Linked DNA regions of Homo sapiens: region 1 is linked to region 2. A link is a contact called in ENCODE Hi-C or POLR2A ChIA-PET data. All regions are on one chromosome and are shown on one strand. Each heading gives the region's core, a stretch centred on a gene start or an enhancer-like site at or near the end of the contact. The rest is flanking DNA. Distances are from core to core; before and after follow the strand shown.

Region 1 (5,427 bases), core at 2,223-4,722, 2.3 Mb before region 2:
CTGCACCCCTCCTGTGATCCCCCTTAAGAGCCAGTGTCCGGGATGGCTGGGCCAGACGGGGCAGAGGGGCCTGTGTCTCCTGCCCAGGCTGAGTGCGGACGGCTCGGTCTCAGAGCTCCACCGAGGGGTGGGTAGGTAACAGCAGCCCTGCGGCCAGGGCCCCTGCAGGTGGGAGTGGGTGTCCCCATGGGGAGTGCCTCTTCCAGAGTGGGCTCAGTCGGGGTGGAGTGTCCTGGCTTATCAAAGGTGGTTGTGGAGCCCTGTCTGCCCCAGGCCTGGGCAGAGGTGGAAGGGGTTGGGGAACTGACGAGGCCTTACCTGTGGGCCCATGGCCAAGGAAATGTCTGGTCTCCCACCTCCTGTCAGGTGGTGAGGGGAGAGGATGGGGCGTCAGCCGGAGACGGGGTTCCTAGAGGAGGCTGGGTCCTGGCCTGGCCTGGAGAGATAGGGATGAGATGGGAGGGCAGGAAGGGGGTGGTAGACAAAGGCTGAACACAGAGAGCACATAGCCAGGCATGTGGGGACTGGGGACAGGGGACAAGGAGGGCACCCATGGGGACAAGAGATAGGGAGAGGACAGAGGGACAGGAGACGGGGAGGGACAGAGGATGGGGGACAAGGAGGGGACAGGAGGACGGGGACAGGGAGGGGACACAGAAACAGGAGCTAGGACGGGGACAGAGGATGGGAGAAGGAGAGGTCAAAGGGACAGGGAACAGGGAGGGGACCCATGGGGATAGGGCAGGGATCTATGGGGACAAGGGACAGGGAGGGGACAGAGAAACAGGAGATGGGGAGGGGACAGAGGGATGCAGACAGGGAGGGGATAGAAGATGGGGGGCTAGGGGACAAAGGGAAAGGGGACAGGGAAGGAACCTATGGGGGACAGGGAGACAGGGGGACAGGGAGAGGACAGAGGAACAGGGGACAGGGAGGGGATGCTTGGGGACAGGGAGGGAATGCTTGGGACAGGGCAGGGGGACAGGGGGCTGTGGCTTTCGTGGGAAGCTATGGAAGACGAGGCCAGAGGGGTTGGGCAGGGTGAGATGAGAGAGGCTGAGAGCCCCTCACCGGCTGCGGACTCCTCCCCACAGGGCAGAGGGGAGCATTCGGGTGCGGCCAGGCCATCAGAGGACCTGGGCTTGGCTGGAGTCCCAGCTCCTCAGCCCTCAGTAGCTTTGGGCCAGCCACTGGGCCTCCTGGCCTCCACTTGCTCATCTCTGAACTGGGGCAGGGTTGGCGTGTGAGCCTGAGGCCCTGCAAAGTGCCTGGCCAGCCTCAGCTCGGAGCCATGGCACAGCACCCCCTCTCCGCCACGGCCCCGACAGCTGGGCGTGCGTTCTGCTGTGGGCAGCTGCCCTGAGCAACGTAGGGTGCTAAGCAGCATCCCTGTCTTGCACACTAGATTCCACAGCACCCTCTGACCCCGTGGAAAATGTCCCCACATGGGAATATCCTCTGGGGGTGGAACTGCCCCTGGTGAGAACCCCTAGGCTGAGACCTCAGAAGGCCCTGAGTCAAACCGAGAAGTCATCAGAGAGCCTTGTTTTCAGCTCCAGGGAGCTTGGGCAGGCTGGTTTTCTGGGCCACACAGTCCCCTCCCCAGCCCACCTGTGCTCCGTGGGTCCCGGGGAAGCTGTGGGGGCCTAATTGCTGGTGTGAGTTCCTTTCCTGTTCTGAGTCACACGTGTGTGGGGGCTCTCCCTGTGGTGCAGCTGGTACAGCGGCCCCTGGAGTTGAGGATCCAAGCAGGCTGAGGTCTGGGTTTGCCGGAGGGCCCTCGGTGGCTGGTCTTTGTCCTGCTCCCACTGCTGTGGGCACTGTAGGACTTGGAACGCTGGTCACCTTTCCAGCCTGGCAAAGGGAGGGGACTTGTCTGAGGCCTCATGGAAGTTGGGGCAGGGTCGAGGTGCCCTGCTTCCTGGGTGTGCCAGCAGCCTACAGCCTGGCTACAGCGTAACCAGGAACACCCAGCACAACTGTCCTTTGCAACTCTGTGCCCTGACTTGATGGTGCCAGGGCTGGGGGGGTGCCGGCCAGCAGCTCCCCAATGACCACCCCCAAATGCTGTGGCCACACAAAGCCTTCCACTGCAAGACCTGTGGTAATACACACTGGACGCCCCTGTTACAACTGAGAACTCATTTATTTCATTTCCTTCCTTCCCTTTTTTTTTTTTTTTTTTTTAGAGTTGTGGTCTAGCTCTGTTGCCCAGACTGGAGTGCAGTGGTGCAATCATGGCTCACTGCAGCCTCGAGCCCCTGGGCTCAAGTGATTCTCCCACCTCAGCACCCTGCGTGGTTTGGACTGCAGGCACATGCCATCACGCCCTCATGCCCAGCTAATATTTTTTTAAGTTTTTGGAGAGCTGAGGTCTCCCTGTGTTGCCCAGGCTGGTCTCAAGCCCTTGGGCTCAAGTAATCCTCCCTCCTTGGCCTCCTAAAGTGTTGGGATTACAGTTATGAACCACTGCACCCAGCCCATCCCTCCTAGACTAAATCTTCTTAGAAAAACCTACACTTCCAATAATGTATTTGCATTTTATGATGTTGATAAAACTTCCTAAAGATGTCTTATGAAATTGGTCTCCTTTCCCCATTGATACACATGATTTTTAAAACTATTGGCAACGTTTCAAAAGCAATTTCTGTTTTGTCCCAGAACCGTGATCCCCTTGTGAACGAATTTTCAAATTAAAAGGCAAATGGTTGGGAAAATTGGATTTAATTGAAAGGCCATTTTATTAGAATTGACTTATTTTTCTCGCCACTGGGATCCTTGCCTGAAAGGCGGCTGTGGGCAGAGGGCACATACTCCCCCTGCCCCAGCGCAGCGTCCCTGCACCCCCAACAGAGCTTCCTGTTCCTCATGCCCAGTACTCCCAGATGCCTGCGGAGCCAGTCATCAGCTCAGGTGTGTGAGGCCGGTTGGGGGAGCCCCTGCCTGGCGCCTGTGCCTGTGAGCAGTGTTCCTGTGGGGCCCTGGGACCAATGCTACCAGCGTTGGCGTTTTCCCAGGAAGTTGGGAATCAGGCATCTCGTGGCTTCCGGTTCAAGTTCCTCCGTGTGCTTTAAGTCTGGGCAGGTTTCCGGGTCCTGGTTTTGGCTAATGAGGAACCCGATTCCCATGGGGGAGGCCGGTGGCTGCAGCAGGGCCCCGAGCAGTGGCAAGGCTGGCCCTCATGACAGTGTCCTCCTCAGGGGGCCTGTCCCAGGCTCTTCATGACTCCCCTGGAGGCTTGTTAAAGGGGCAGATTCCTGGGCCCTGCCCCAGCCCCACTGTGGGGAGGGGTGTCCTGGAAGATGCATCTGCCCAGGGCTTCCGGCTGGTCCACACGCCTGCACCTGGAGGCCCACTGCCCACATCTCAGGCAAACAGGCCTGGGGATGTTTGGGGACCCAACTCCTGGCGTGGAGGAAGCCCCTTTCCCACCCCACATGCTCCTGGTGGTGGCCTGTCCTGTGAGCCTGGAGGGCCGGACGGGTGGGATCGGGGACCCACGACCACGCTCGCTGGCCTCTGTCCTGTGCCCAGGCAGGGATGAGAGGCCAAGCTGGTGTCCTGCAGTGCACAGTGGGTGCCGGTCAGGGGATGTGGAAGCTGGGTCTCCGGCAGGCAGAGGCGCGCTGACAAGAAGGGTCGCTGTTCCTCATTCAGGGTTCAGTGGGAAGAGAGGGTGTCGCTTCAGGGGGAGTTCACAGGATGCCGACTTGAAAATACAGCCAACGCCCATGTCCCAGGCATAAGATCACAAATCATGTTTTGCCGACCAGTTCCTGTGAGCCCTGAGCCCTGCGCGGAGGGATGCCCCGTGCACACCTGTTCACGGAACCCCTGGACCTCCAGTAGGGGTGCGGCGGGATGCCGTCGGCTCCCACGCTGTCTGTCTCCCTGTCCCTCTCTCTTTCCCTCTGTTTCTCTGTCTGTCTCTGTCTGTCTCTGTCTCCCTGTCTCTCTCCATCTCTCTCTGTCTCTCTCCCTGTCTCTCTGTCTCTGTCTCTCTCCATCTCTCTGTCTCTCTTTGTCCTTGTCTCTCCCTGTCTCTGTCTCTCTCACTCTCTGTCTCTCTTTGTCCTTGTCTCTCTGTTTTGTCTCTCTTTGTCCCTGTCTCTCTGTCTCTGTCTCTCTCTCTCTTTGTCCTTGTATCTCTCTGTCTCTCTTTGTCCCTGTCTCTCTCTGCCTTTGTCTCTCTCCGTCTCTCTTTGTCCCTGTCTCTCTCTGCCTTTGTCTCTCTCCGTCTCTCTTTGTCCTTGTCTCTCTGTTTTGTCTCTCTTTGTCCCTGTCTCTCTGTCTCTGTCTCTGTCTCTCTTTGTCCTTGTATCTCTCTGTCTCTCTTTGTCCCTGTCTCTCTCTGCCTTTGTCTCTCTCCGTCTCTCTGTCTCTCTTCCTGTCTCTCTCTATCTCTTTCCCTGTCTCTTTCTGTCTCTCTTTGTCTCTCTCTTTGTCCCTGTCTCTCTGTCTCTCTTCCTGTCTTTCTCTTTCTTTGTCCTTGTCTCTCTCTCTCTGTCTCTCTCTTCCTGTCTCTATCCCTGTCTCTATGTCTCTGTCTCTCTTTGTCCTTGTTTCTCTCTGTCTCTCTGTCTCTGTCTCTCTCTGTCTTTGTCCCACCTTAGCCTTGGGAGGGGACAGCTCACAGGCTGACAGATGAGGTCATGTGTCCTGAGCATGAGGTTTTCAGGTCTCACCCACGCTGTAGCATGTCAGAGCTTCGTTCCTTTTCATGGCCGCGTAATGTTCCATTGCTTGCTGGCACCACATCTCCTGTGCCCGGCCCTCTGCTGATGGGCGTCTGGGCTATGTGCACCGTTCAGCTACCAGGAATGGTGCTGCTGTGAAGGGAGCTGGGATTTTGTCATCCACCTGCTGTGGATGGCAAGTCCATTTCCATCTCTGGACTCAGGTGGCCCATCTACAAAATGAAGGGGATGCGACCCAGAGGCCTCTGGCGGCAAAACCTTCCCAGGCTTGTCCTCTTGGATCTAAGGGAATTTCTTTCCTCCGAGTCCAGCCCCTCCAGTGCTCCTGCCCTTCAGGAAACATGCCTGGGACCCCTCACTTGTGCCCACCCAGCCTTGGCCCACATACCTGCACCAAGAGGCTACCCTACTCATACTGCTCAGCCCAAAGGGACCCACCGTGGGGTATGGGCAAGGGCGGGTTCTGCTCTCCCCCGGGGCCCTGTGCCAGCCTCAGCTGGACCTGCGGTTCTGCTTCCTGTCACACTCTCCCATTTTAAATTAACGGAATGGTGCGGTCCCCATGCACACCCTCAGCTCCACTGGGGTTTTAGCCCAGCCCAGGATCGGAGGCCTGCAAGGGCACACCCACCTGGCCACGTGATGGTGAAGTGGGGTGGGGCAGGGCAACCAAATTAACTTCTAATTCTAAGAGCCCCTGGAGCATTCATCACCAGCACTTACAGCCGTG
Region 2 (5,721 bases), core at 1,958-4,457:
AGGGAGAGCCGACTTTGGACTTCTGACCGGCCTAACTGGAAAAGAACAAATTTGTGCTACTTTTAAGCAACCAAGTCTGTGGGACTTTCTTACAGGAGCCACAGGAAATCATACAGCTGTCCACGACTTATAAGCAGAAGACACCTGACCAATACCAGCTCAAGGGCCATCTCCCCCAGGAGGGCTTCCCAGGTGCTCCCAGGGTCCAGGCCCCAGGCTCACATGGCCCCTGTGCTTCCCTTGGTCACATCATTCGTCACCTATCTTGTGTTGAATTGCTCGCTGGCCAAGTTCTTGAAGAAAGAAGCCTCATTCCTCCTGTGTTCTTGGTACCGTCACAACTCAGTAAATGGTCACGGAACCAAACAGAAGCTTTAGCAAAGCTACCCTCAAGCTTTTCTTTCCCACTGATGTTTTATAACATTCAGAAATGTATTCACACACAATGCAGGCCGTGATGGCCCCAGGTGGGGATTTCAGAGAGGAAGTCTCTCCTGACGCAGATGCCCATGCTCCTCACCTGCCCCAGATTTCTGACCCGGTGCCTCCTGCCCTCTCCCTGGGTGTCTGCAGGACTCAGTGCCACACTTGGCCCAAGGACACTGCTGAAGGACGTGCATACGCCAGTCGACCCTCACAGGGAGCATGAAGCATGCCGGCCCCCTGCTGTACTAGGAGGGCAGACACTAGGCGGAAGGGCATCCATTCCGAAAGCACCTGCCACCCACACGGAAGTCCTGAGGCTCGGGATGTGGAGGCAGGGCAGTCCTAGTCTGAGGGGCCACGGAGGCCGAGGTGACACCTGAGACTCTGCAGGTGGGAGCCCAAGCGCCCGCAGCAGCTCTCACTGCCATCCCAGCACCTCACAAACCTCTCCGGGTGCCCTTCCACCTGCTCCTTGCTCCTTTCCACCTCTGCTCTGGCCTCTAGGAGTCAAACCAAATGCTCCCTCCTCAGAGCGAGAGCCCCATCCCCCACCTCCGGCTGCTCCCACACAGGGCAGGTGACAGAAGAGCCACCACGCTTCACCAGGGCTGTGCTGTAGTCCTGCGAGACTGTGAGCTCCATGACACCAGGCTGGGTCTTCAGCAAAAGTCTTTTAAGGATGAAATACAAATGCCCTGGAGGAAGTGCAGAGGGGCCTTTGGGGCCAAATCAACAATAAAAGAGAAAATCGAGAAGGCTCCAGGTCTTGAACCCAAGAAAAGGGTACAGTGGGCTCTCCAGGGGAAAAAAAAAAAGAAGAAGAAGAAAATACACCCACTTTTAATGAGCCCCTGATGCAAGACAGGAACTCACATTCTATGGTTACTATTCCAACAACTCTGCCAAATGAGAATCATCATTATCGCCATCTTACAGATGAGAACACTGAGACTCAGAAAGGATAAACAGCCAATCCAAGGTCACACAGCTAGCTATTATAACTAGCTATTATAATAGTATTATAGATATAATACTGTAAGCTATTATAACTACCTCCCACTACCTCAATCAAGGAGGCCAGGAGAGGCCAAGGGAGAAGAGAGGCCCAGAGGGAAAAAGTAAGAGCACCAAAGGAACCCAGGGCTAATGCTGTCTCCTCTTTAACTTCAGGACAGATTCGCAGCCTCCCCACCTGTTTCCAACCTCCAAAATGAGAGCTGTGAAATCTCCTTGAGATCTCTGCTTCTGCTGATCTATTCAGCAACTATTTCCCGAGCACTTGTGTTCCAGTGCATAAGAAGGCTGTCAAATGTGCTGTCTTCAAGCATCTAGAAAGCCAGTGGGGGAGAAAGACAAGAAAGTGACTGTGAGCAGCAACAGGCCCCCGGGAGGGTGCAGAGGTGAGCAGGGCTGAAGGAAGATGCAGGGGGTGGGAGGCGCTGTCAGGGTCCGGGAAGCCTCCTTCCCGGAATGGAAAATGTGTAATGCCTGAGACCCAGATGCCTTGGGGAGCTTTTGGGGAAGCAGAGGTCTGATTAAGCACTGCCTGGAATTCCCTCATTCATGAGCATTCTTTCAGCACCTACCCTGCGCCCGGGAGAAACGGTCTTGAACACAGCAGACAAGCTCGCTACCCCCATAGAATGTAAAGAAACGGGGCACAAATTAGCATACAAAAAGACACAAGTGTGACCTACGGAAACTGCACAGAGGAGGTGCAACGAACGGAGCCCTGGGTTAGGACCGGGAGGCGCTGCCCACCATCAACAGAAATACTCCTCCTTTTGCCAACTACACACGCGAGAGGCTGGATTTCCTTCACAGACGTCCACCAAAGCCACACATCGCGACACACGGAGGCAGAAAGCAGCGGTCTCCTAAGAAGTTAGACACGAGGAATCTCGGGCAGCGAGGTGCCTGCAAGCCCGGGGGCGGGCGGGAGCAGCCTGCACGCGTGGGGAAGGGCACGCGGGAGCGGGTGGCGCCTTCCGGGCCGGGTCGGCCGGGAGGTTCCAAGGCAGGAAAGGGGCGCAGAAGGCCGGGACGGCGCCGGGTACAAAGCCTCGCAGGGACGCCCGAAGGCCGCAGAGCCACCGCGGGGAACTGACAGCCGGAGCCGGAGCTGGAGCCGGGGGGCGGGGAGGAGGGGCGGAGGGGCGCGGCCAGGCGGGGTCCGCGGACTCCGGCCTGGGAAGGATGCGCGCGGACTAGGGCGCGGGGAGCCAAGGCCCAGAACATCGGTACCGCGCTCCCTTCAGCCGAGGGGCTGCAGAGAGGCCAGGGGGCAGGGGGCAGGGGGCAGGGGGCAGGGGGCAAAGGGCAAGGGCAGAAAGGAACCCACGTAGCCAAACGGCACCCAGCGGCCCCGACCCCAAGTGTCCCGACGAGGGGGGACGCCTGCGACTAACGCGGGGACAGCCCCCGCCGCGCGCCACCGCCGCACCCCAGGCACCGGGCCCCCACGCAGGGACGGCGTGGACCACCCTACCCCCGAACCCCGAGGCTCTGGCCAACACTGAGGCCCCCTGTGCCTCGAGGCCGCGTCCAACCTCCCCCGCGGCGCCGGCCCACATGGTTCCGCCCGCCGCGGGCCGCGTTACCTAGGAGACCGACCCGCCGCGGCCGCGCCGGAGGCCACGGAGCCCACGCTTTTCAGAGAGTCTCCACTCGACGGACCCAGAGGCCCGGCGGCCGGTGCTCAACGGAGCCACAAGCCTGAGGACCGAGGACTGGCCGAGGGGCGCGCCCCGTCCGCTGCCACCCGCGGGAGGAGCCTCGGAAGGCGGCGCACCGCGCCGCACACTCAGTCCAAGAACCCGCCTCGCGTCACTGTCGCCGTCAGGGCCGCGGAGCCAATCAGAGCCCAAGTCGAGGGCTGCGCTTTGCGAGCGCCAGCCAATCGGTGCGGCGGCGGGCCCATCCTGATTTGCATGTCCGACGACCCCTCAACCAATGGTAATGTGACTGGCGTGAACAATAGCCAATCAGAAGCTGGAAGAGGCGTGGCCCCGGGCGTCCCACGAGGTGAAGATGCTGCTGGCGGAACCTGCAGGAGCTAGCGGGATTCGGGGGCGCTAAAGTCGCAGGGGCAGGGCGGGAAGGAAGATCCGGCGCGGGGCACAGGATCCGGAGCTGGAGCCCCCAGGTGAGTACCGGGGAGACCCCGGCGGGGCGCGCTTTCCACCAAGCTGCTCCGGGACGGCGGCGGCGGGTATCCGCGAGGCCCGCGCTGCGGCAGGCGCCGCGGTCCCGTCTCCATCTCTTCTTCCCCGGCCCTGCGTCCCTGCCTCCGCCGCTGTCTCACCTCCTCTCCAGCCTCCTCACCTCCTTCTCCATCGTCTCCCTTCCCCCATCCCTTTCTGTCTTTCCTTCCCTGTCCTCCCGCCCGCCCGACCCTTCAGCTCGCATCCCTGACCCCTGCCCCTGCCGCCGTCCCTCTTCCCGGTGCACCTCTTCCCCATCTCTGCCCGCTCCGGTCCTAGCAGCCTCGCCCTCCCCTTTCCTCCATCCTCCTCTCATCCCCTCTCCCGGCCTCTGCGCAGCCCCACCGGGGCGCTGCTGTTCCCGGTCCTCCCCATCTCTCCTCCTGATCGCTTCTCAAGGCTCATCCGTCGTTCTCGCTGCCTGTCCCTGTGTCGCTCCGGTCCCTTTCCCCACCCTCCCATTCTGCCCCCAGCCCCTCCGACCTCTCCCCGCGGGCACGCTCTCACCACCTTACCCTGCTCCCCAAGACTGTGACCCTGCTTCCTGCACCAGTTCCTCGGGCTGTTTACAGCACACACACCGCCACTTCTGACCCTGAGCCCCTACTCCTATCTTAAGCTTCTCCCTCCTGCCAGGCCTTGGCACAAAGCACTTCCGCACCTCCCTACCTGCTGCTGCTCCCAGGATGCAAAGACCCCACTGCTGCACCGCGTCCTGCGGCATTAGCAGCAGCCGGGGTACCTGCCCACCTTCCCACCCCGCCAACCAGCCGCATCCTGGTGTCCCTCCTCCTGGCATTTGTCCTGGGGGCTCTTACAGGGACTGTGCTTTGCCCGCAGCATCCCGGGGTGCTCCAGGTGGAAAGCCCCTTAGCACCTTTCCTCCCTGGCCACCGTCTCCTTCCCTCCCCACCCCCACTTTCCTGCTCAGCCTCACTTTGTGATTCAGCATTTTTGGGGTTGGTAACTTTCTTGCTTCCTGTCGTGATAGGGACCTGGCTACGGAGCTGAAGGCAGGGGTCTTGACCCTGCGGTTAGCAGGGCCACCTTAGGAACCAGACCTGAGCTGCCTGGTTGGGAGGGGGCTGAGGAGCTGGGGACCGCCACTGGGGGTTGTCTTTTCCTCCCTTTCATTTGTCTGCCCTGTGTTGAACTGTGTCCAAGGGGAGATGACATAAGTAATAGCTCTTGGGGAAGTGGGCTATTAGCATTTATGGAAATTAATACATCCACATCCGAGGAGCAAGAACACCAAGTTCAGGCCACAGCTGTCCCACTGTCTGTCGTTTCAGGATTTTTTCTTTCTCTGCAACTTCTCCTCCCCGACAAAAACCCCAGCCTCACCCCTCCCCTTTCCCCCAGTGCCAAGAGTAAGCTCCTGCTCTGCTAAGGAAGCCGCATTCAGGCCCCGCGTTGCAGGTTGCAGGGTTTGGGGACCTACGTGTGGAGAGTCACATCTGCCCACCTGATTCTCGCCTGGCGGCCGTGTCTGCTGCAGAGCCCTGTGCAGCTCCTGGCCCTGTGCTCTCGCAGTGTGGGGCCCTAAGAGTGCACTTGGTCCTCCAGGTCCTGTCATTGTCTCCACGGCCACACTCGGCCTCAGTGGCACTGACAGTGTTCGGGCCGCAGCACATCCCTCGAGAGCAGCATGGTAGGGGCTTCCCTGTTGACACCCAGGGCCATTTTTTTTTTCCCTGCGCCAGTCAGCAAATGCTTTGTAGGTGCTAGTCAACACCTGGGGGCTGAGCCAGGCACTGGAGTTGGGGGGTGTCGTGAAAAAGTGTGAAACCCTTTTCGTGTGTTTCTTGGTTGAGAACCGTCTTGGGTCTGGATTTGGAGCCTGGATGGGAAGCAGTGTGCACAGAAGCCATTGCACCCGGGAGGTGGGACGTGGGCCATGGCGCTAGAGAGCTGGAAAGGCCGAGGGTGCCATGGGCTGGCCAGCTAGAGAAGGCTTCCTCGCTTTCATTTTTCAGTCATCTTCTAAGACCCAAATGGTTCAGGAGGAAGCGAGTGCCACACAGTTTTGATTTGGCAGTTTCCGGCCTGGGCTTGGAGGGAGGGGCCTCCCCTAGACCTTCCTGTGTGTTGG

The links. Hi-C counts contacts between places; a loop is a spot of excess contacts on that map. ChIA-PET counts read pairs that join two places held with the same protein, here RNA polymerase II (POLR2A). Pooled maps may share reads with other maps.
Region 1: a pooled map shows a loop between it and region 2 (5-fold over the local background). The contact joins the enhancer-like site here to the promoter of NPHP4 in region 2. A Hi-C loop is called at or near these places in 1 of 37 single-sample maps with no recorded cell type and 3 of 50 pooled maps. POLR2A ChIA-PET finds 5 or more read pairs at or near these places in 1 of 52 experiments (Panc1).

What each region holds. Positions count from the first base shown.
Region 1 is chr1:3,675,524-3,680,950 of GRCh38, forward strand. All of the region lies in intron 1 of TP73 (tumor protein p73), which reads left to right. Among named protein-coding and RNA genes, the nearest start is that of TP73-AS3, 9.3 kb to the left of the region's middle. RefSeq lists a silencer at 4,709-4,876 and an enhancer at 5,166-5,427. Within about 2 kb of position 3,473, at least 2 of the 41 ENCODE cell types and tissues checked have a DNase peak (open chromatin) inside an H3K27ac peak, as active enhancers do.
Region 2 is chr1:5,989,218-5,994,938 of GRCh38, forward strand. NPHP4 (nephrocystin 4) reads right to left here and starts at 3,208. Exons shown (of 30, transcript NM_015102.5): 1 at 3,027-3,208. It also overlaps a transcript of KCNAB2 not described here. RefSeq lists enhancers at 1,777-2,631, 4,508-4,557 and silencers at 2,708-2,887, 3,038-3,207, 3,248-3,427, 3,508-3,757.